Linked DNA regions of Homo sapiens: region 2 is linked to region 1. A link is an interaction called in ENCODE POLR2A ChIA-PET data of the cell type or tissue named here. Cell type or tissue: OCI-LY7. All regions are shown on one strand.

The links. ChIA-PET counts read pairs that join two places held together with the same protein. Peaks named below come from ENCODE experiments on the same cell type or tissue, not always from the same donor. Only the 100,000 strongest peaks of a DNase experiment are listed, where the experiment ranks them.
Region 2: POLR2A ChIA-PET joins it to region 1 with 8 read pairs; 5 of 35 experiments call an interaction of 5 or more read pairs at or near these places.

The regions. Positions count from the first base shown.
Region 1 is chr2:111,128,759-111,131,258 of GRCh38, forward strand. The region is part of intron 2 of BCL2L11 (BCL2 like 11); the gene reads left to right. Among named protein-coding and RNA genes, the nearest start is that of BCL2L11, 9.1 kb to the left of the region's middle. In OCI-LY7, no CTCF peak of the experiment used is centred here; a DNase peak (open chromatin) is centred at 1,293.
Region 2 is chr2:111,057,023-111,059,522 of GRCh38, forward strand. All of the region lies in intron 16 of ACOXL (acyl-CoA oxidase like), which reads left to right. Among named protein-coding and RNA genes, the nearest start is that of ACOXL-AS1, 57 kb to the right of the region's middle. RefSeq lists an enhancer at 273-472. In OCI-LY7, no CTCF peak of the experiment used is centred here; DNase peaks (open chromatin) are centred at 219, 949 and 1,489; H3K4me3 peaks cover 1,813 bases; H3K27ac peaks cover 2,171 bases.

The sequences.
Region 1 (2,500 bases):
TTATAGCCACAGCCACCTCTCTCCCTCTTCCTTGAGCATTTTGTCATATGGTCATTGGTGATTAAATAAAATGTATTTTAATATTGACTTTCTCTGTTTCTTTCTACCTTTTTAAACATGGCTACTAGAAAAATGCACAATTAGATTTGTGGCTGGTGTTCTGTTTCATCTAAACAGGCTGGCCTCACAGAGGAGCTGGAGTGTGCAGTGCTGCTCTAGCAAGCCAGGCTTGACTCTTCCCACTCAGGGCACATCACTTCCATGAAGCTTACTCCTTGGGTTGTTTGGTTGACTTAGGAGAATGGAAGTGATTAGCAGAATCTTGTAAGCATTTTAAACATTAAATGAGCATTGTAAACAGCGGCATTCTTCAGGCAAATACAGTTTTGTTTTACCTCTTTAAATTCCATGGTATATTCGGACTTCAAAAAGTAGATGGTAGAGCACATGCTTTCTCAGCACCTTCAGGCTGCCTGGAGCCTCCCAATAGAGGTGTCTTCGAGGGAGTCCCAGCTCTGTCTCTGAAACCCCAAAGTTACTTGTTTGACACCAAGAGAAATAAGGAAACTTTTTAGGTCCTAAGTGGGGAGAGAAAGTGCTAGAAGAGAAAGATATTTTTCTTTACTAGTTCCAAACACATTTATTAATTGTTAGTTACCCAATTTTAAATTTACATCTTAAAAAAATTTTTTTTCAGATAATTACAGATTCACATGCATTTATAGGAAATAATACAAAGAAATTGTATATGCCATTCACCCAGTTTCCTACGATGGTAACATCTTGCCTAATTATAGTATACTGTCACAACCAGCAGTTGACATTAACAGAATCCATCTACTGTATTGAGATTTCATCAGTTTCACATGCAGTCCATTTCATGTGTCTGTGAGTGTTTACTTCTATTCAGGTTTATCAAATGTGTAGATTTGTATGGCCGCCACCACAGTCAAGATGCAGAACAACTCCACCACAAGGATTTCTCATGGTACCTTTTTATAGCCACAGCCACCTTTCTGTCTCTTCCTTACCCATGATAACCACTCATCTGATCTACATATCTGTACTTTTGTCATTTCAAGGATGCTGTATAAGTGTAATCATACTGTATGTGACCTTTTGAGATTGGCTTTTTTCACTTAGCATAATTCCCTTGAAATTAATCGGAGATGTTGTGTAACAATAGTGCCTTGTTTTTTTATTGCTGAATAGTATTCCATAGATGATGCACCACAGTTTGCTTAGCTATTCACCTGTTGAAGGACACTGTGTTTGCATGTTCTGGCAAGGCCCTGGCACAGCTGGAACTCAGGGAGGATTAAAAGAAGTATTTATTGTACTTTTACTTCTCTTTTTTTTTTTTTTTGTGACAGTCTCACTCTGTCACCCAGGCTGGAGTGCACTGGTGCGATCTTGGCTCACTGCAACCTCCAACTCCCAAGTTCAAGCGGTTCTCCTGCCTCAGCCTCCCAAGTAGCTGGGATTACAGGCACGTACCACCACACCCAGCTAATTTTTGTATTTTTATTAGAGATGGGTTTCACCATGTTGGCCAGGCTGGTCTCGAACTCCTGACCTCAGGTGATCTGCCCGCCTTGGCCTCCCAAAGTGTTGGGATTACAGGCGTGAGCCACCACACCTGGCCCTACTTTTAGCATCTATGTGTTCACTTGTAGTATATAGAAATACAATTGATTTTTGTGTGTTGGTCTTCTGTTGTGCAGTTTGCTGAACTCCTTAATTCTAAGAGTTTTTCATAGATTTCCTGGGAGGTCTATATAGTTATGTGATCTGCAAATAGGGACAGTTTTATGTCTTCTTTCTGATCTGTGTACATTTCTTTTTCTTGCCCAGTTGCACCAGCTAGAATTTCTAGTGTTTATGTTGACTAGGAGTGGTGAGAGCAAACATCCATACCTAGTCCCCAATCTTAGGGGGAAAGCTTTCTGTTTTTAATCATTAAATATGATGCTAAGTGTAGGTTTTATATGGGTCGTCTTTAAAAGAATGAGGAAGTTTTAACCTGTATTCCCAGAATGCTGAGAGTTTTTGTCGTAAATGGATGGATGTTAGATTTTATAAAATGTTTCTGTACCAGTTGATATGATCCCATGATGTTAATTTATATTAACCTGTTGATATGGTACGTTCCATTGATTTGCAATGTTAAGTCTCTCTTGGATGTCTGAGACAAATCCTGCGTGGGTAGGGTCTGTAATTCTTTTTGTGCACTGCTGGATTGAATTTGTCGATATTTTGTTGAGAGTATTTGCGCCTAAGTTCTTGAGAGGGGTCTGTCGTCTTCTTTTAAGACTGGTTTTTATATCAGAACCTTAATTAGGAAGGGTTCCCTCTTTTATTTTCAGGACGATATTGTGTAAAATTGGTATTGATTCTTTTCTCAATGTAGAATTCTGTAGTGAAACCATCTAGGCCAGGAGATTTTTTTTTTGGCGGGGGATGGGGGCGGGGGTGGGGGGGATGGGGGGCGGGCGGGCAT
Region 2 (2,500 bases), 72 kb before region 1:
CACCTTGGAGTGGGCTAAGTGCCGAGAGCAAAGGAATTTGGGAAGCTAGTGGAGCACTCAGTTGGGCACTCAACTCAACCTGGGTTTAGGGAAGACTCCCCTGAGGAGGTGATATTTGAGCTAAGTCCCCATGTCTCTGCAGGAATTTAAATTTAACCAACTGTGTGGGTTCCACTGTGCATGCTGGTGGTGTCGATGTGACACGTTGTGTTCTGACTTTTCCATTTATAGAGTGTTTCAGGTGCACTGATGCATGCCTTGAGAGCTGACTGCCAAAATAGGGGCCCCAGACAGCTGCCTTCCCAGGGGAGGGGTATCCAGAAACTTCCATTCTTGCTGTGCACATTTCCCCAGCTGACCTATAGCTGTCTTGAAATTATAGCATTCAATATTCCTTCCTTGGCTCGGAAGACTTTACGGGCCTTCCAGTAGTTAATGTCAAAGTTAGGTGTCTCTGGGAGGGAATGCAGCAGAAGCCATCAACAGCTAATAGTTGCTCTAGAATTATTCTGAAAGCATGGTGTCCAGGCCAGGGGCCAGGAGTAGAGAGGGAGAGGGGTGGTAGGGGATTAGGAGGGGGAAGGCAGAGGGGTTCCCTCTCTTGCCACAAACAGATCTGCTCTGCTGTCTGTGCATTTACACTTCGCCTAGCTCCTCCACAAAGTTCTGCTATAAGGAGAAATGGGCCAATGTCTTTCCAATCCAAATGCCATCAGAAGCAAGCTCTACATGTGCCCGACTGCCTAAGAGGAGCATATGAGCGCACAGATGGCAGCAGTATATGAGGACATTACACCTGCTCTGCTCCTTGATACTTCATTGTCAAGCATCTAAATAAGTATCTAAATGGAGAACCAGCTAGGAAGTACAAATCCTGGTGTTCAGAAAAGCAGCGAGCCGCCCAGGCGTGGAGGGTGCAACGCTTTGGGGATGCCTACCCATGCGAGTCTAGCACGGCTTGCGGGTGGGGTGTTCCTTCTTGAATGATCTGTTCTCCATTTCCTCTGTGCACAGCTCTGGGGGCAGATTTCATTTCAGACTGCTTTAGAAGACAGGACAGCAGGAGAGGAAATCACTAGAGACAAAAGAAAATTAGAAGGATTTGGTAGAAGTCATATATAGGAAACTGAGAGCAAAATTTGGCTCTCGGAGACTAAAGTTAGTGGGAGGAGAGAACAGGGCCTGGCCAAGACTTATCATTTCACCATTTAAATAGAGATCAAGATGCTAAAGTTCCCAGGAGACATCTCTTTTGTGACTTGCCAAGAGCACGGAGAAATTCCATCAGGGAGCTTCTGAGATATGGATCCAGACTAGCAGACATTAACAGAATTACCAGGTGTCTAGGGGGATCCCAGACTTTTCAGCACACAGTGAGGGGGATGTAAACACTAAAGTTATATGGGAAGTCACGCTGGATGGATTGACGAAGGCAGCAAAGCCTAGCAGTCACACTGAAGCAGCTCCCTGCCGTCAACCAACCACATTTGCACCCTGATTAAAAACTGGAAACGTTAAGAGACTTGAAGATTTCTGCTCTCTGCACCTGCTTAACTCTTCCTCTTGCCCTTACTAAATTTTAGCTGCTTTCTTTTTGGCTAATTTCACAATGTTCAAAAGTCTATTGGAAAAAAAGAAACCCACAAAGCACCATAGATAAAAACTTTGAGATGGGGAAAAAGAAAAATACTGGTTTGATCTGCTCCCTTCCTCTCCCAGAACCCAGGAAAATGCCCAGTACACAAGAAGCAAGGAAGGGAAGGATAAAAAAAGGAGGGAGGGAATTAGTTCTGGATGAAATGTCAGAAAAATGGCCACCATGAAGGCCCCAGTCAACCAATCACTTCCTCTTCTTGGGTCTCCTGATGGAATGTTTTCATCTTTGGGAAAATCTTTCCACCTTTATCTCTTCTAGAACTGTAAAAATGACAGGATGAGCCAGGGCAGTGTCTCATGCCTATAATCCCAGCACTTTGGGAGGCTGAGGAAGAAGGATCACTTGAGGCCAGGAGTTCAAGACCAGCCTGGGCAACATAGATCTCTACAAAAAATTCTAAAAAGTAAATTAGCCAGGCAAGGTGGTACATGCCTGTAGTTCCAGTTATTCAGGAGGTTGAGGCTGGGGAATCACCTGAACCTAGAAATTTGAGGTTACATTAAGGTATGATTGAACCACTGTACTCTAGCCTGGGCAATACAGCAAGACTCTGTCTCTATAAAATAATAATAATAGTAAAAAACTGGAATTGGGATGGGAACAAGGCAACTTGGTGTGTTCCTGAAAACCTTGCCTGATGGAAAGGGCAGCTAATAACAGCCTATTGATAATTGATTAATGTGTTACATTTTGAAAGTACACAAAACATAACATTCAATATCAGGATTAAGATTTATTACATAAGTGAGACAAACCTTCTATTAAAAGTGGAAGGCTCTCAGATTGGATGAAAAATAACACCCAACCATACAATATATATTTCAAAAATGCACATTTTTCCCA